Linked DNA regions of Mus musculus: region 2 is linked to region 1. Evidence: chromatin loops called from intact Hi-C (ENCODE). Cell type or tissue: heart. All regions are shown on one strand. Each heading gives the region's core, and the rest is flanking DNA. Links, peaks and the distances in the headings are about the cores only. Region 1 overlaps Pick1 (protein interacting with C kinase 1). Region 2 holds the start of Tmem184b (transmembrane protein 184b).

Evidence for each region. Peaks named below come from ENCODE experiments on the same cell type or tissue, not always from the same donor. Only the 100,000 strongest peaks of a DNase experiment are listed, where the experiment ranks them.
Region 2: a loop joins it to region 1, with 4 times the contacts of the local background. A loop is called at or near these places in 1 of 42 quality-filtered maps.

Annotation. Positions count from the first base shown.
Region 1 is chr15:79,239,242-79,248,902 of GRCm38, reverse strand. Pick1 (protein interacting with C kinase 1) reads right to left here. Exons shown (of 13, transcript NM_001045558.1): 4 at 9,191-9,319; 5 at 7,610-7,676; 6 at 5,846-5,935; 7 at 3,995-4,048; 8 at 3,551-3,613; 9 at 2,792-2,925; 10 at 2,403-2,495; 11 at 1,588-1,638; 12 at 607-751; 13 at 1-182. Among named protein-coding and RNA genes, the nearest start is that of Slc16a8, 11 kb to the left of the region's middle. In heart, for the core only: no CTCF peak of the experiment used is centred there; DNase peaks (open chromatin) are centred at 5,502 and 6,092; H3K4me3 peaks cover 279 bases; H3K27ac peaks cover 1,806 bases.
Region 2 is chr15:79,397,906-79,407,566 of GRCm38, reverse strand. Tmem184b (transmembrane protein 184b) reads left to right here and starts at 4,264. Exons shown (of 9, transcript NM_172608.1): 1 at 4,264-4,382. In heart, for the core only: a CTCF peak has its summit at 4,460; DNase peaks (open chromatin) are centred at 3,556, 4,236 and 5,256; H3K4me3 peaks cover 2,500 bases; H3K27ac peaks cover 2,204 bases.

The sequences.
Region 1 (9,661 bases), core at 4,343-6,842:
CTCTTCATCCTCCTCCTCTCCATCAGTGAAGCTGCCTTGGTTAGGGCCATAGGCTAGAGTGGTGTGTGCCAGGTCCACCTCAATGGGGAAGACGTCGGCGTCCTGCAGCACTGCATAGCAGTCATTATAGTACTTGGACATGGTGGATACGAAGCGCTGCAGCTGGAACACGATGTCCTGGACTGGGACAGGAGGTGAGCAGACAGGCCCAGTGACTATGACGGCTTCCTCTCAGGAAAGACCTGGAGCTGGTCTGGCCTTCCTGCTGGGACACTTCCTGGGCCCCAGGCTTCGGAAGGGTAGAAAGGGGCCCAGCCAAAGGCTTCCTGGCCTGGCCTACTTGGCCACTTAAGTCCTCCAAACTCTTAGCTCAGGAAACAAAAGGTTCCCTGAGTGAGTAGATCATGGACCCAAGCTCTGCCCCCAACCCAGCCAGGCTCTAGGTGGACTCCTGTCAGGGCCTTAGGTGTCTTGGGTAGACTACCCTCTCTCTCTGGGCCTCATGTCTGATTTAAGGAAGGACTGGCACCCCCCCCCCTGGGCTAAGTGCCAGGAAAGGATGGCCTAGGGAAGCATGGGCCTCGGAGCCCCCCACGCAGCCCTCACCGTGCTTCTGGTCCAGCAGCTCCATCTTCTCCAGAACATCTTTGCGCATCTGGGAGAAGCGGGCTCGAGCCTCCTGGCGGCAGCGCAGAATGAGGCGGTACTCATAGTTGCCTGTGCTCACTCGGTATAGCGGCTCGCCTAGGGCCTGGAGCAGGCAAGCTTGTCAGCGCCCTTGGGTGGACCTGGGCCTCCCAGGGACAGGTGGGGCTGGAAGGCTGTAGGTTGGCCCAGCTCACAGCTGTACCACAATGGGCTTTCGAGGCCAGTGATGGACAGAAGCTAAAGCAGTAACTTTGGAGGGAGAAAAATCAACCACAGAAACACGAACACAGCTCACATGAAATAAATGAGTATTGGTCAAAGGATGGACCCTGACTGCAAACACATAACAAAATAGAAACAAATGAACAACAACAACAACAACAACAAAAAAAACCGCCCAGGGGCTGGAGAGTGGTTCAGTGGTTAAGAATAGTCGTTGCTCTTGTACTGGCCTGGGTTTAGTCACCATGGTCGTGCACAACTGTCTGTAGTTTTAGTTCCAATACCCTCTTCTGACCTCCACAGGCACCAGCCACACAAATGGACACACACACCAGGCAAAACACACATACATACATACATACATACATACATACATACATACATACATACACACACACACACACACACACACACACACACACACACCCCAACTTTTTTCTTTTTAAAATCAAAACACAGCTCAGAAGAGAACTGTTAGCTTTTTCCTACAGGTCCCTCACAAACTTGGGGAAACTGACCTACATCAGATCCGAGAAATTACCTCATGGCCAACTGGCTGGTACCCCAAGCCAGAGGAACCGGTAAAATAAGTTGATAGCTCCAAACTCTAGGAACTACAGTCCACTTAAGACCCCAGGATGCCTGACATACCCACCATCTCTGCCAGACACCCCAGCCATCCTGATGCCACTGTGGGCAAACCCCCTGGGTACTCACAATGCAGCTGTATTCCTCGTCATCCATCTCCTTCACCTTTAGACAGTACGACTGTGGGACGGGATGGAGGAAGCCAGGAAGTCAGTGGCCAAGCTTCCTGGACTTCCAGCCCCCTGCCACGCCTCCCTATGCCCTCAGGCCACACCAAGAGAGCGACCATATAGGCCACCAGGTTCAGGACCACCTGGGATAGGCTGGAAGCAAGCATGGACGGAGACCCAGGAAAGGGGAACCAGGGGTATGAGGCTCCCCTCTGGAAGGTTACAAAGGCCTGAAGGCTTGAGAAATCCCAAAGCAGTCATATCCAAGTCTCAGGAGACTCTGGGGACAGCACTTGCCTAGCATGAATAAGGCCTAGGGCTCTATCTCAAGAATAGGAAATGGCTAAAACCAAAACCAAAACCCAACGATACTGTGTGTGGTGGCACTGGCTGCACAATAGATCCTGGCAGCTCCTTGAAGACAAGCTGGGTATAGGCTTACTAAGTCAGGACTCTAAGAGCTGCAGCAAAAAGCCTGAATACTCAACAGGCCATTTTCTTAGCTCCTTTAGCATCAGATTATCATCTAGGACTCAAAACACCTTTTTCCTAAACCTAGTCTGAGCTGCTGCTAGAAATGATACAGAATGGGAGGGCAGCTAGGAGCTCCTTGGTGTGGGAATGCAGAGTCTAGGCTCCTCCTAATTGTCTAATCAGGACTTTAGTCCCACAGGCCTGACGCAGCTGAGGTCTGGGCCCAGCCTGCCTGCTGGCCTCAGGGCTGGCCTCCAGGGTGAGCTCACCTCAGCTAGCCAGACACTGCAGTCCACTTACCAGGTACTCAAACTTCACATCCAGGTACTTCTTGATGGTGAGGCGTGTATCAGGGATGGCTTTATTGAGGTACGTGTTCAGGTCCGTCAGCATCTGGGAGGTTGGGACAAATGTCACTAATGTGTTATCCCTTCCTGGGGACTTGGGCAAAGGACATGTGTCAGGGTTAGAAGACTACGTCAAGAAATGTGACCTAGCAACAGAACAGTGTTCAAACCAGTCTTGAGTTGAACAGGGACCCAGGGCAGCAGTGACTGATGGATGGATGGCCACAGAGGTGACAAAGCTAGTGTCTGCATCTGGCACCTGACTCCAGCCCAGAATCCCTCCTGTGCTAGCTATCGCTCCTGCCTTGGCCAGTGGGGCACGCTGTACTCTGAGAGACCCACCGGTTTGATGGTTTTCAGTAGCCGAATGCCGAACTTCTCAATGCTGCGGTGTGCGTCTGCAAACTTCACAAATGCTTCACTTGCTGCTGGCTGCGGCTCCCGCACCCCAATCACAGAGAACACGTCCCCAAAGGCTGCATGACAAGTTTGTCTTGAAGCCCTCACTTGACCAACAGAGAAGCCAGGGGTTTTCTGGGTAGCAGGACAGGGGTCTACATCCAAAGGGGTTACATCTTCAAGAGGCTTGGGCCATACTACCAAGGGGCTGCGTCCTCTTTCTAGGCTTACGCTCCTAGAGGGGCTAGTTTGTTCCCTCAGTGACCAGACAAAAGCCTGAGTGCAAATCAGGGGTTCACGCTAGTCGAGAGCAGAGCACCAGGCTGAGAACCCAGACACCTGGGTCTGAATGCCATCTCTGCCACCATGAGCTCCGGGACCACTTCCTGTCTGGACTTCCTTTCCTGGCCTGCAAATGGGGTTTTGTCTATCCCACCATGGGACTGAAGAGAGCAAACTTAAAGAGAAGCTGCCTGCACTGTAAGTAGCAGTGAGACAGGGCATTGTAAGGCCAACCAGACCAGCTGCTTCATGGTCACTGCCACACCCAGCATCAGACTGGGTCAGAGCAGAGTGCTGGACTTGGTGTGGGGATGAGAAGGGCCCAGAGAGGAAGCTGGCCACACCTCACTGTTAGGTGCTACTAAGTCTTGAGGGACAGAGGTTTGCAGTAAAACATGGCATGTCTGGGGATGCCATTACCCCGGTGGGTCTGCGACAGCTCATAAAAGGCCCGTAGGAGATTCTTGGTGTGTTCCGTCATCCCTGTGGGAAGAGTTCCAAGTGACAGAAGACAAAGACCCAGGTCAGAGATCACATTGGCCCCCCCAGCCTTGCGGCCTGAGGTCCCCACTATGCATTAGATCCTTAGGCTTTCCCCACTGCCTAGGGATGAAGGCTGAGTTGGCCCCCTATATGGATCCCATGTGACAGGCATGTGACAGCCATGTGACAGGCAACTGGGATTATGTATGACACACAATCTCTTAGGGGCTCTCTGATAGTGCAGAAATTTACAGGGGCTCCTGATACATTTACTGTTCCCCAAACTTTCTAGGTAGTTCCCCTGCCCCACTGCCACTCTCTAAGACAGGGCCCCCATGGCAGACCAACACCAGGCACTTCTTGGCTGAGACTCCTCCCTACCTTTGTACAGCTCAGCAGTGCGTTCCAGCTCCTCCAGCCGCTTTACCAAGCCATCTGTGGAGGTCAAGACCAGGGGCATCTGTGGGCTCAGCAAGCCAAGGGAGAACAACAGCCCTGCAGAGGCCAGCTGTGAGGAGAGGCTATGAAGAGGCTCTGGCTGGCCCAAGTCTGGCGAGCACGGCCCTGGAAGGCCTTGCCTATCCCCTGTTCCCTCTGCCTTACTAAAAACTACTGGATTGCACTCCAAAAGCCAGCCAAGGTCTCTTCCCCGGCTTGGCCACTTCTTGGCTATCTACCAAGGCTAAGTGCTGAGGCTCAGCAATCAAAAGCTCCCATGGCTCACCTAATTAACATGCCTAGTCAAAACAAACTCCTATGGGGAGTGACTCTGGTAAAACCAAGATCCAGGTCCTGCCCTCGGGGCTCCAAGTGCAGCAATGGACCTCCCCAACTCTGGATAGATCCCCACCTGTGGGGATGAAGGACACACACCGCTCATGAGAGGGTGAGGGCCTCTAGGCCCTACCCAGGCCAGGTACTGGCCCAAGAACACCTGCAGCCACACTGGGTCACCTCTCTGTGTGCCAGGAACACTTAAGGTCCCTGATAAGCACTGGCCCTTCTCCAGCTTGCACCTTGGGGCAAGGACCACTTTGCCTATCCTACAGAGAAAGCTGAAGGGTGAGAGGTAGGGCAGCTGGCCCAAAGTTACACAGCTATGTCTGTCTAAGCAGAATCCTGCTCTCAGGCTTTGGTGCACTTTGGTGTGAAGCTTCAGGCAGGGTATCTTAAGCAGGAGGGGAGGGGAGGGGAGGGGAGGGGAGGGGAGGGGAGGGGAGGGGAGGGGAGGGGAGGGGAGGGGAGGGGAGGGGAGGGGAGGGGAGGGGAGGGGAGGGGAGGGACTCCACACAGGCAGAGGCTTTTCTCTGGGCAGGAAAGCTTGCTGTGTGAAGGAAGGGCTAGGACTGGGAGAGGGGGAAGGTGTACACCTTGGAGGTCTTCAGGAGGCTGCTGTGGCCCACAGCCTCTATGTCCTGGCTCCCTAAAGCATAAGCACGTGGCCAGCAGGCAGTTGTTTTTAGCTGGGTCATGGGACATGACAGCTTCAATTTTAGAAATCCTATTTACAGCTAGGGAAATTGCAAGGTTTGGGGGAAACAACAACCAGTTCTAATTTCATCTCAATGCACAGTGACTACAGTAACAAGGATTTATAGGCACCACGAGGCTGAAAATAGCAGCCGCCACTTTGTACCCTATTTGGAACATGCTCAGGCCCCACCCCCATTCTCCCAGCCAATAAAGACCCTGTGCCCAGCTGAGCCCACAGTTTATATGGGTATTTTTATCTTCCCCGCGTACATGCATAGCACTGCTATTTATAAGCATAGGCTGGCGACGGCAGGAGCAGGAGCACGGGTTCCATCAGCCTCCTAGGGAGACATCCAGTGTGTGTGTAAAGTGCCTTGCCTGCACATGGCTTCTCCCAGCACAGGCAGAGGAAGTGGAGACAAGGACAGCAGCGCCACCTCCTGGTCAAAGGCAAGACTGAGGAGGACAGCACAGTGCAGGACAAGTAGTGGAGCTCCACACAGTGGGCTGTAGTGGAACATGCAGGCAGTGGAGCGGGGCTCAGGCTGGCCAGGCACCCCAGCTAGAAGGGAGCACCTGTCCTCCCAAGTCTGTGTTGCCCCCAACTCCTTGGTGGCGACCTAAAGCCCACAGCTGACAGCTGTAGGAGCTCGTGGGGAGCTGACGAGGTGTAACCTGGCTGTCCACACTGAGGCGCATGAACACTATCAGGCCCATTGCTTGATGGGAGCTGAGCCAGAGGGTGGAAGGAGGACTTACCGTTACACAGGATGGCGCGGCTTAGGCCCAGGGCATCAGCTGTGCCTGAACTCATGTTTTCTACCAGCCGGTGCTTGACTTTCTTCAACACTGGAGCAAGAGAAAGGCCAATGAGTCTGCTGCTGGCCGGGCTGTCTAGGCCACGCCCCATCACAGCTGCCTCACTGAGTGTGCGAGTAGATGGAAGACAACAAGCCTCGGCTTGGTGCTTGGAGCAGTTAGGAAGCAAGGGCTCACAGCAGTCTATCCTGGGCTACTTGTCCTACTCACCCCCCCTCCCCCACTGGGAGGAGCTGGACAGGTAAACATGGAGTGCTTGGCACAAAGACTGTGGCCTGCTCTCTGCTACCGGTGTCAGTGAAAGCCCAGAACTTGTGTGTGCAAGCACCAGCACACAGGCCAGACAGAGAAAGCCTTATCACTCCTCTTTCCCATCCAGCATGAGAAAATCTGTGCCAAGGTAAGGGTTCTCCAGCTGGACACCTCAGGGTGGTGGGCATCACTAAGTGCCACTGGCTGGTCACTTCATGTAACCAGCTAAGATCTCGGTACAGGTCCTGGGATGGAATCAAAGTGCTCAATAACAAGCATATCAGACCAAGGAAGTGGCACACGCTTTTAATCTCAGACCTCGGGAGGCGGAGGCAGGGGATTTCTGAGTTCACGTACAGCCTGGTCTACAGAGCATGTTCTAGGACAGCCAGGGCTACACAGAGAAACCACTGGTGAGGCTGGTGAGATGGCTCAGTGGGTAAGAGCACCCGACTGCTCTTCTGAAGGTCCGAAGTTCAAATTCCAGCAACCACATGGTGGCTCACAACCACCCATAATGAAATCTGATGCCCTCTTCTGGTGCGTCTGAAGACAGCTACAGTGTACTTACATATAATAAATAAATAAATAATAAAATAAATAAATCTTAAAAAAAAAAAACCACTGGTGAGCTCATTTGTCCTTAGTCTCTGCCCTAAAGGGCTGTGGGCTCTAGGTAAATATGGATTATCTGGGTGTTCTGCCAGGAGACCACCAAGCCTCATGTCTCACAAGATCTAGCCCTTCTAGCCACAGGCAAGTTGCCAAACAGCACACTGTGATGGTTTGAATAGGTATGGCCCCCATAGACTCATGTGTTTGAATACTTGACCCACTTAGGAAGTGTGGCCCTGTTAGAGGAGGTGTGGCCTTGTTGGAGGAGGTATGGCCTTGTTAGAGGAGGTGCGGCCTTGTTGGAGAGAGTGTGTCACTGTAGGGACAGTCCTGGAGGTCTCTTATGCTCAAGCTATGCCCAGTGTGATACACAGTCTCCTGCTGCTTTCAGATCAAGATGTAGAACTCTCTGCTCCTCCAGCACAAGTCTGCCTGGATGCTGCCATGCTTCCCACCATGATGATAATGGACTAAACCTCTGAAACTGTAAGCCAGCTCCAATGAAATGTTTGCCTTTATAAGAGTTGCCTTGGTCATGGTGTCTCTTCACAGCAATAAAGCCCTATCTAAGATATACATTATAAGGTCCAGTTTGCACCACACATCTTCCCAAAAGTACATAGCAGGAGTGGCCATGGAGGAGGGGGATTAAAATTGGATGTGACACACAGGTCAAGGTATGGTAGTGAAGGGTATAAAATACAGGGCAGTGAGCATGCAGGGCCAGGGGCCTGTGAACAGCTACAAGGAGAGCACCTGGCTCCTCCCAGCCTTTTGGATTAGCTTGGACAGGAAAAGCCAGAGCCCCTGGCACATGGCTGCTCTGGCCTGTCTTACCAATGTCCAGGGACATGCCCTGCTTAGGGTCCGCCTGCAGCTTGTTGTAATGGATGGTCACCTCCCCCTACAAGAGCAGTACAGACACAATCAGGACAGTGGCCCCTGGCTAGAGCCCCCCAGAAACTACTTTCTACACATCTGGCTCTAGTACACCAACCAGAAGAAAAAGGAGCAGGGCTTCTCAGGGACCAGGAGGGAAGGTAGAGTGACTTGGGGATTCACTTAGTCCCATGTTCTAGTGACTGCTCAGGAAAGGACATCTGTACATGGAAGGCCACATGGTTACTCTAGTCCTTGCCATCCTAAGGCCTCTGAGATTGGGGCTGAATGTACTCTCAACAAACGTGGACTGAAAACTTACACCCACAGAGTGAGCCAACATGGTCAGTCGGGTAGGGTGTGAAGGGTCCCTTGGGACGGACATGGTCCTGAGCTCTGAGTCCCTCCTCAGTCTGCCTGGTGCCTAAAGGGGCACTAGGTGGGGCTACAGAGGTAACCCCTTAGTTCTCAGTGAGGACAGTACCAGGATGACTTAGGGACAGGATTAAGAGTGTGACAAAGAAAGTCAGAGCAATGCCTGAGTAGAGCAAGAAGGGGACCATGGGGGCTGGAGAGATGGCTCAGTGGTTAGGAGCACTGGTTGCTTCTGCATAACCTGAGTTCAGTTCTCAGCACCCACTCTGTGCTTCACAACCATCCGGAACTCCAAGCAGGGGATCTCATGACCTCTTCTGACCTCTGAGGGCAGCAAGGACAAATGTGGTGGTGCATATACATACTTCCAGACAAAATGCACATAAAATAAATCCAAACTTCAATATGCGCACACACACACACACACACACACACACACACACACACACACACACACACACACACACACACAGGGCAGGGGATAGTAAGGGTTGGTCCTGGAGCCTGGGAGGGTGCCAATGGGAAGGGGAGGGTTTGGGGCCTCAGGCTCTGGGCCCAAGTCTACACAAGCCGAATCCCACCCTTGACTCTGGGACTGCCTATCTTCTGTGGCTTTACACTCTCTCATGCGTCCCTCGGCAGTTTTCCCAAGGGTCTTCAGTGGCTGAACTGCCAGGGAACAGTGAGCAGGCCACGCTTCTTTTGTGAGTGACAAGGACTCAGCACAGAGCAGGGTTCAGTGGAACATCTAGGGAGGGGGATGAGCAGGTGGAAAGGATGTGGGCTGCATCTGGACCAGAAATGTCTGCGCTCAGGGTTCTCCATAGCCTCAAGTCCTTGGAGAACTTGGGAAGTAGTCCCTCCCCAAAACTCTAGGGCAAACATGGCCCAGCTGTGCTCACTAGAGTCTACTGACTCAGTGAAGTCACTGTTAGCATCTAGTGCCTCTGCAGCCCCAAGCAGGGACATCCCAGCTCATCTGAGTGTTCAGCATCTCTGGGAACTCACAGGAATCCAGGGGTCCAGGAGACTGGAATGTGTCCCTCATAATGCTCTCTAAGTAATAGGCAGTGAACCCTGAGCCTGCTAGGCCCAACAGCCAGGGACCTGACAGCCTTTGTCTCGTACTACAGAGCAAGCTTCCAGCTCTCATAATCATCTTACCTTCACTTCCTGAATCATCTTCGCCACCTCTACCTTGGTTTTTCCTTTGATTGACTTGCCATTGACCCCAGTGATCTCGTCACCAGCTGCCACAGTGCCATCCAAGGCTGCAGGCGTGTTATCAAATACCTGCAGATGTATAGGAGTAGGGGAACAATGGAGTGGAACTTGGGACCTAAGCAGGCCCTCCTTCCACCTCAGGTAGTGCCAACAAAGGCAAGAGAAAACCTCGCCACTCTTGGGAAGGGGACAGAAGACAGGCTGTGAGTGCCAACAGCTGAGACTCCCAATAGGAACCCAGCGGTCCTCATGGCTCCTACAGCTCCTTCCACTGTCACCACCTCTTGGGCTTTCCAACAGTGTTTAATAATTCTAGCATCTAGTTTTGGTCTCCAGAGAACAGCCCTGGGTTACTCTGAGTAAGGGCCCTATGCCTGTGAGCCCTTTTCTTAGTTCCTTCAATGGGACTTG
Region 2 (9,661 bases), core at 3,500-5,999, 160 kb before region 1:
AACTTTCTTCAGTGGCTGTGAGGTTGTTTCTAAGGTTCCCTTAGGGAAAAACGAATTGATCAGAACAGGGAAGAGTCTGTGATCCCACGGTTCGTGAGGCTAAGGAAGTTTGAGGCCAGCGTGGGCTACCTAGTCAGTTCCGAGGTAAACCAAGCAACAGAAGGAGAACGAGGCCCTATCTCAAAACAAAAATACCGGTCTAGGTCTAGTAGCTGTGGCTTAGCTCAGTGGAACAGCAGCGTGCCCCACAAGCAGAGGTCCTGGGTTCTAGGCACTGCAGCAAATAGATGAACAAGAAGGAAAAGGAACAAGAAGACGAGAAAGGGGTGGAGTTGTGGAGAAAGGGGGTGGAGCTGTGAGTGGGGAAAGACGTTCCTTTAGCACTGATGGGCAGGTGTAAGGAGAATGGCCTAGAAGTCGAAGCAGGCTGAAGCAGGGTGGTGGCCACAGACTTGGAGAGCAGACTGGCGAGGGATGAGAGATCTTTGAGTAGAAAGGACAGATAGAATGCTGAGAATAAGTCTGTACGAAGTGGGGGAGGAGATGTAGTCTTACCTCTATCTTTACATAAATTTATTTGTGCGTGTATATGACATGACAGGGGAGGGGCTCACATGGCACAGTGCCCTATTTTCCATCATGTGGGTCCTCGGGACCTAACTTCAGTCCCCAAGCTTCCCGGCAAATGCCACCACCAAGCTAGCTTGCTGGCCCTCATCTGTTCAGTAGGCCTAAGTGGTGAGGGGAGCAACCAGCCCTGGCTCCTGGTGCCACCTGTCAAAAGCTCTGTCACCAGGTCAGGTGACTTTCTGTTTTGAGACCCTTTTCTGGCAACGCATGCCTAAAAATACCCAGCACCTGCCTGTGCCCTGCCAGACAAGGCGGCTGTTACTTGAGAACCATGAGTACCCCTGGGGTGCAGGGACTAAGAATCTAGATTTGGGTATGATTTGGTCCAACAGCTCTGGAGGGGGCAGGGACTATCAGACTGATCTGGTTTGTAAGTGGTGTAGACACAGTGACAGTTGGGGCAAGGAATTTGCCCACAGGAGATAGCAACTCTTCAGGAAACACTGAGAAGCTGTACATTTCAAACCTGGGTTGGGAAGATGTACTGGCTGGTTTCATGTGTTAGTTTGACACAGCTGGAATTAGCACAGAGAAAGGAGCCTCCCTTGAGGAAATGCCTCCAGGAGATCCAGCTGTAAGGCATTTTCCCAATTAGTGATCAAGAGTAGGAGGGCCCACTGTGGGTGGTGCTATCCCTGGGCTGGTGGTCCTGGGTTCTAAACGAAAACAAGCCAGTAAGCAGCATCCCTCCATGGCCTCTGCATCAGCTCCTGCCTCTAAGTTCCTGCCCTATGTGAGTTGCAGTCCTGACTTCTTTTGGTGATCAACAGCAATGTGGAAGTGTTAGCTGAATAAAACCTTTCCTCCCCAACTTGCTTTTCTTGGTCATTTTTTTTTGTGTGGGAATAGAAACCCTAACTAAATGCTGGGCAGTCGTGGTGCACACCTTCAACCCAGCACTTGGGAGGTAGAGACAGGCAGATTTCTGAGTTTGAGGCCAGCCTGAGAATAAGTTCCAGGACAGCCAGGGCTACACAGAGAAACCCTGTCTCGAAAAAACAAACAAAACAAACAAACAAACAAAAAAACCCAAAACCAAACCAAACAAACAAACAAGCAAAAAACCCCCCAAAACCAAAAAACCTGACTAAGACAAAAGAGGTCATTTCATCTCTCTGTCTACAGGATTTCTCTACATAGCCCTGGCTGTCCTGGAACTCATTCTGTAGATCAGGTTGGCTTCAAACTCACAGGGATCCACCTGCCTCTGCCTCCCTAGTGCTGGGAACAAAGGCGTGCGCTGCTATCACTCATCTTATTTATTTCTTTGAGTGACTGTCTCACTATGTAGCCATGGCTGGTCTAGAACTTGCTACATAGACCAGGCTAACCTTGAACTCACAGAGATCTACTTAGTGCTCCTGCTTCCGATATGATGCATTTAAAGGCTACTATTCTTGGCTTTTTTTGTCTTTGAAAAAATTTTATCTATTTATTTAGTGTGTGTGTGTGTGTGTGTGTGTGTGTGCACTCATGTCACTGTGTGTGCCTCTAGGTCAGAGCTGGTTTTCTCCTTCAGTCATGTAGTCATGAGGGCTGAACTCAGGCCCCTCAAGTACCCCGAGCTTCCCCCTTAGGACCTAGCTATTATATTTGTCCATGTTACAGATACTTTCAGTACGTGCTTGCCAGTACTCCCAGTGCAGCATACTAATTTTCATCAGGAAACAAGAAACTGTCAGACATCTTCATCCTTGCTGCATGCACTTTTCCTGGGGAGACATGAACAAATGTCTCCTCATCCCAGGGAAGGGACTGACCACAGAATAAAGGAATGATTCTGCTCCATCTAGCTTGGTTAAAGAACAGTCAACGAGTCTGTCAGCTGCTTATAGGAGCAAGAGTGAACGGTTGCTTCTTAAGGGTGATTAAAAACAGACAAACAAACAAACAAAAAAGAAGAAAGAAATAAGTCCCAGTCCAGCATGGGTAATGAGCCCCCCCCCCCCCCAGCTTTATGGGAGTGGCTTGCTTCTAGAATTTTCTACCTCCCAAGAATTCTTAACTCCCAAAGGTCATTTGGGGACAGGGGTGAGGGGAGGGGAATTACATATTACAGATGCCAGTAACCCCACCCCTCACCCACATTGCCATAGTATGACCAATAAACTCACAGGTTCATGGAGGGAGATGTGTAGAATCTTTGGTTTGTTTGGGTGCCTTCCTATTTGGGGCACGTATCTCCCCAAAGTTAATGCAACAGTCTGTTCACTAGGAAGATGGATAATAAGATAGGAAAACAATCGATACGTGTTAGAAATGAACTTTTATTAGGAGAACAGGGCACAGTGAGATGTTGACTATGGACTGCAGGTGAGGGGCTCAGCAATCTTACTCTGGGAAGGAGGTATTTGTCTCAGAACAATCCTGCTTCAGCTTCCCTAGTAAAGCCAGCCAAGCAAGACTTTGAAGACATGTCTGGGGAAACTGTAGCCCCAGCAGAGGGGACAGCAGGTGCAAAGGCATGGAAGCTGAATGCTTGTACTTGGTTGTAGGGAAAGCAAGAGGTCAGTGTTCAGGAAAAGGAGATGAGGCCAGGCATGCCTGCGGAGGGTGATGCTGGATCAAGGCTGTGCAGAGATCTGCAGATGTTGGCTTCATTTGGAATGGCATGAGGAACTAATTAAGGGTTTTGAGCAAAGTGCCATATAGTTCATCTTGGGTGGGTTCGTTTGTTTGTTTACTTTGGTGCAAAGAATTATATTGAGGGTCTGGTGAATGGTAAGCAAGCATTCCTCCAACGATTTGGATTTTTAAAGGAATCCCTGATTCTCACATTGGCACAGACCCGCCGAGGACAAGGTTGGAAAATCGGGCTAAGTAGATGCTCACAGTACCTGGGCAGAGCCTGGACATGACAGCAGTTCAGTAGTGTGGAGGTCAGAGTCTAGGGATACAGGATGTCTTGCCCAAGCTGATGGGACGAGGGGGAGAGGGAGGGCAGCACTCAAGGATAATACTAGACTTTCTGGCTTGAAGACTGGAAGCAGGGATTGGGGAATGCTGTGAAGAAGAAATGTGTGTGGAGGGGAAAGCAGCTGAGCCCGCTAAGTAAGAGGCGTCGGTAGACATTTGGAGCTGGAGATAAAAATAAACTTGGTTGCATATTACACATTTCAGTCATCTGGGTAAGACGAGGACCTCACAAATCAAAGTGGGGTAGGGGCTGGAATGACTCCTCTAGAATCGGTTCGTTAGGCTGCTAGGAATGAGGTGGGGCAGCTCCACTAGAGCAGTTTCATTTTGCATAACTATACAAAACGTTCCGTGGAAGTCCGTTCCACAGTCTCACACTCACCCTCCCTGTCTCAAACGTCAACTAGATTTCGTTTCACCTTCAGCGTTGGCATATACAAGGCTTTCAGAGAATTGAAACTCAAGCTAGCTCGCGAGTGTCCGGGACAGTCTGTATCCCGCGGGTCAGACTGTGCATCCCAGGACTGTGGTGGGTGGGACTGGACTAGGAAACCTGGGCCCTGGGTCTCTCGCGGTGCGTTTGCGAGTTGCAAGAGGACCTCACCATTCTCCTGACCCGAGATTGCGCGTGGTGCTTCGCAGCGCGCGGCCCCTTTAAGGCTCGGCGAGTGACCTCAGCGGCGCGCTCCGGCCCCGCCCCCGCCAGCGGCGTTCCTAGTGCGCAGGCGCGGCGCGGCGGTACCCGGCGGGGCTCGGGACGCGCCAGCGGCGGCCGAGATACCGGGCTGCGGCGCCGCCTGCTCCGCCTGCAGTCTCCAGCGCCATGGGCTCCTGAGGTACCCGGGCGGCGGATGCACGGGATGAACGGGGACCGGGCGGGGGCTGCACCTTGGGGAGAACTCCACTCTGGGGACTTCCCGCGGGGAGGCAGGGACTCGGAGGCCCCCAAGCGGCCCGTGGGTGTGCCCGCTTCGCCAGCGTGGCGGGGCCCTGAGTGTAACCGGACCTGCTCGTGGGGGAGTCGGGGTGGGCGGCGCGGGGCCCAGCCTCTTACCGATGGGACTGTGCGCACCGCGGTGGGTGTGCTGCAGCCTGGCACGACCGAACGGGGCGGGGAGACGTCGGTCCTCAGTGCAGTGGCTTTGACCTGGCCCGGTGGTCGGCCCTTGAGACGGTACATGCGTAAATGGGGGTGTGCGCGCGCTTTGCACACAGGTCAGTAGATTTGAAGGGGGATAGGGATCTGGGGCTCCCAGGATGCTGGGTGTTCAAAGGAACCCTAGAGATTGGTTTGGGTGTGTGGTGCCTGTTTGCCTGGGCACGCCCTTGGACACCTTGCTTGGATGCTTAGCTTGGGGCTAAGGAGCTCCAGGCAGTGGCAAAGCTAGGGAGTCTGGGGAACGGGCTCGGATTTTTAGTTTGTATCCTTTCTTGGAGGACTGTATGAGGCGGGACATCTCATCCCTCCCTCCTTGGAGGCCTTGGTGGGGCAAAGCAGGTGTCTGCCTGCCTGATACCTGGGTGTGAGGTGAAGGTCTATGTATTATTCATCTGGCTGCCAGGTGCTTTATGTAAGGAGAGAAGTAGCAATCTGTGCCCTGGAGGCAAGTGCTGCAGACTCAGCCAACACACACACACACACACACACACACACACACCCCACCAGCATCAGCAGCAGGGGGAGGTGCAGGTCTCCACGGTCTGGCTTTTTTGACAGGCTGTTTGCAGCATCCCTCTTCGTGTCAACAAGTTTGGTGGGCCCTTGGGCTCGGCACATCTGAGTATCTTGAGAGTTCTGTGCAGGGCCGGAGTTGGAACCCTTGGGTGTGGGAGCCCCAGAAGCTAGACTGGTGCTCACCCCGCACACAGATGTGAGGATCGAGGCATCGAAGAGCTCTCAGGTGCTTGGGGCAGAATCAGAATTGGAAAGAATCACAGGGATTCCAGAAACAGAAGACAAAAGACTGAGGAGTATGGAGGTGGATTCAGTGCTGGGGGGTGGGGGGTGGGGGGGATGGACAAGCCAGCAAAAAAAAAAAAAAAAAAAAAAAAAAAGGAAAAAGAAAAAAAAAGGCTTCAGTACAAAGGGACAGTCGAGCCAAAGCTGGGTGACTAACATTCCTCAGAGACTTCTTGCTTTCCATGTGTATTTTCCCAGTTTGTTCTCAGGGCAGCTGTGCCAATAATGTATCGGGCATAGATGTGGGTTAGGAAACTGAGGCAGCAGGTCAAGGCGGGTGGGGTGGGACGGGATGGGGATTAAGTGACTCCCTTGTCAGTGTGGGACTAGTAGGCTCTGGTAGCATCCTTCATCCCTGGGTCTTGCCCAAGTTGCCTTGTAACTTACTGAGCATCTACTATGCGCCCGGCTGAGGGCTGTCTCCCGGCCCTGCTGGCTCACTGCTCTCCCTGATGTCCCTGGAGTAGAACACAGAGGAACAGGATCTAATACCTTCTTCTAGAGGCTCCCAGTCTGCTGCGGAGGTGGACATAGATAGCGACCCCACTGGCCAGTGTGGGTGGTGGGGCTCTAAATACTCCCCTAAGAGCCATAGGTGACCTGGGCGTCCTTGTGTAATCCTGGGGGATGCCTTGTAGATTGCTCCCAGGGTGGTGGGGTTGGACTAGGGAGGAGAGAAGAGCTTCCGGGTGGGAGGGGATCAGTGGGCAGCTTGTCCTAGTTCTGTGGACCAGGCCTGTCGGCTGGCTGCTCTCTCCCATTTTTTCCCCTCTTTTGGTCCTGTGCACTGGATCGGGACCTCAGGCACTCTGGGCAGGCAGTGTGCTGCTGAGCCGTGTCCTCGGCCCTCCAGGACTCCCTGCCTTTGAGGCTTTGCTTCTGTTTGCCAGCTGGCCTGCCCAGGCCTCTCCCCAAGAGGGGCTCGGTGCTATTTCCAGTCCCGCTGTGCTCATTTCTCTCCATGTGCTCCCTGGAGTAGAAGCTGCTAGGCAAGGCAGGGCCCAGGCCTTTCTTGTTTTGAAAGTAAGTAGCAGCAGCGAATGAGACTGGGGATTTGATGTGAGTGTTGGGAAGCCTGGAGCTAGGCCCTCAGAGCTCAATGTGGGGTCTGCCCCAGGACCTTGGCTGAGGTCTTTTTGGGGGCAGCAGGTGCTTGCTGAATACCTCCTGTGTGCCATGAATTTGCTGGCCATCAGGGAAGAGAGGCCAGAGACCTGGGTTGTCCCCTGTGAAAGGCTGTGGTTGGCTGAGGTAGCCCAGCACGTGACTAATACATTTGAGACAGTGTTCTACTTGGGGTAGGGAGAGAGGGCTCTGAAGGGGCCCAGAGGACAGTAGGAAAAACAGCTCCCCTGGTAAGTTTCTTGAGCACTTACCATGTGTCAGGCACAGTTCAAAGTGCTTTCATGAGTTCCCATCCTATCCTCCACTATCCGGTGAGGTGGGGCTGCCACCTTCCCCATCACAGGTCAGTTGGTTCAATCTCCAGGCTTTTCCACTCTGACCTTCGGTATGCTCAGTGCCTTCCTGGTCCTGGAGTTAGAGATGGAGCATGGAGGAGGAGAGGAGGGTAGCAGGGGCCCCAAGCAGATGTGGAGGCCTGTCATGTCTCCCTCTCGGAGGGTTTTGGTGTGATCCCGGTGTGGTCAACAGAAAGCCTTTGAATGTTTGAGAGGAAGTGACACACACACCCTGTGTTGTGAGGCTGTATCATCACCCTGCATCTTGCTTCCTTCATTCTGGCATGTAACTCCAAGATGACCTGCCTCCTTCCTGTTTGCTGCCCCTTTGGTCCCTGGTGTCTCTTTAGTCTCTGCTCTGTTTTTCTTTTGCATATTCGGGGCTGAAGGTTACTGTGCCCCAGGCCCTGCTTTCCTGCTGGTCTCTTCTGCTCTCTGTCATTTGGCCCCACTGAACTGAAACTTCTTTGTTCTGTTTTTGTTTGTTTGTTTGTTTTTTAATTGGAGACAAGGTCTCATGTATTCCCGGCAGAACTTGAATCCACTATGTGGCTGAGGGTGACCTTGAACTTCTGACCCTCCTGCCTTTACCTCCCAATGCCTAGGATTATATAGGTAAAGTGCCCAGTTTATATGGTGCTACCACGCCAGGGTGGAATGTCAGCGGCTGAGCCAGCCCTGAACTTGTTTTCTTAAGGATTGAACCCCTGATTGTCCCAGGTCTCCTGGGCTCTTAGCTTCTCTTGTTACCTTGGGAGGTATGGTCAGTCACCCACTGTCCATGTTCTATGAACGCGGTTAGAAGGACCCAGTAGCTGGTAGTGGAGCCAGGCAAGCTGGATGCAGCCGCCTCATCTTCCTTTGAGCTCCACGAAGACTTCTTGCTCTACTTTGCCAGGTGCCAGGCTGGCTGGATTTGGTGCAGTGACTCGCTGGCCTGCCTGTATGAGTAATTAGGCAGTCATCCCTTCTCTGGACAGAGGCCATGAGACTGCACATGCTCCACTAGGGGTCTTTGCCGACTCTTGCAGAAGCACAGCTGGCGGGGGCTGACGGGCTGTATGTAGGATGTGAGCATGGGAGTTGAGGGAGAAAGCCCAGTGGGTGCTTGAGCATAGGCAGCTGAGGGTTCCGGAATCTGGGCCAGCGAGATGGCTCAGTGAGTAGAGGCGCTTTCTGCGTAAGGCTGATGACCCAGCTTTGATCCCCAGAGCCTGTGGTGGAAGGAGAGACCCAGCTCCTGAAAGTTGTCCTCTATCAACTACATGTATGCTGTGGCTGAGCAGTGCTGAGCAGTCCCTGTGGCCTGGAAAGAGAATTAGGAATTGCAAGTCAAATCCTTGCATTTATTAGTACTGTGTCCTTGGGTAGGTCACTTACCAGGTAGAATTCATGGTTCTTAAAATTAAGGTAGCCGGGGCATGGTGGCGCACGCCTTTAATCCCAGCACTCTGGAGGCAGAGGCAGATGGAGCTTTGTGAGTTCTAGGCTAGCCTGGTCCAGGATGGCCGGACTACATATTGAGACTTTCTCTCAAACAATAAAGCAATAGATAGATAGATAGATAGATAGTTAAAATTAGGCTGGTGGTGTTATTGTACATTATGTATTCCTGTTACTTTGGAGGTTGAGGCAGGAGGATGGGTTCAAGGCTGGTCTGGGGAAGGATAGGATCTGCAGTTTGCCTCATCTGTAGAATGCAAGTGCCAGCAGCGTAGACATTATAGGGCTATCATGACACAGCATTTGTGTTAGTGCACAGTATGAGCATGGGAGCTGGAGGGTTAGCCTTGGGTAGCAATGTTGCTCATCCACCTTGTGTTTTGCAACAAGATCTCTCACTTGGACCTGGGGCTCTCAGGCGAGGTAAGCTGGCAGGGAGCCCCAGGGACTTGCCTGTCTCTACCTTTCCAGTCTGGAATCTTAAGTGTGCATCCACATGCCACGCCTTTCACACAGGTGCTGGGAATCGAACTCAGGTCCTCAGACTTGTGCGGCCAGTACTTCCCGGACCAAGCTCTCTTTCCTGTTCTCACCAGCTTTTGCTGTTTGCTTGCAGGCTGTTTAATTTCTTCAGGAGTCTAGTCTGTCAGGCCTAATGTGGGGAGCTGCATCTAGCGAGGCAGAGAGACACCAGCAGCAGGACCAGACCAGTGCAGCCGTACAAACCGGTCTGTAGCAGGACTGTCATCCATGTTCATTGAACGTGATTTCTGCCTCCCGGAGACCAGAAAGGGAGGAAGCAGAGTGGGAGCTCCTAGGTGGGAGGGAACTCGGAGGCCTCTGGGTTTAGGTTTTCTCCGCGCTCCTCCTCCGGGCTGGCCCTGCTCTATGAGATGCGAGGTGGAGGCTTGTACAGCACACTGAGAAGTTGCTGACAGCATTTGTTTCTTCTTCTTTAGAGATTTATTAACTTTTATTTTGTGTGTATGAGTTTTGCCTCATGCCTGCATGCGTCTAGCGTACCCAGGGAGGTCAGAAGAAGGCATTGGTTCCCCTGGAACTGGAGTTAAAGATAATTGTGAGCTGCCATGTGGCTGCTGGGAATTAAATCTGGGTCCTCTGCAAGAGCAGCCAGTGTTTGTTCTTTCTTTTCTTTCTTTTTTTTTTTTTTTTTTGGGTTTTTGAGACAGGCTTTCTCTGTAGCCCTGGCTGTCCTGGAACTCACTTTGTAAACCAGGCTGACCTCGAACTC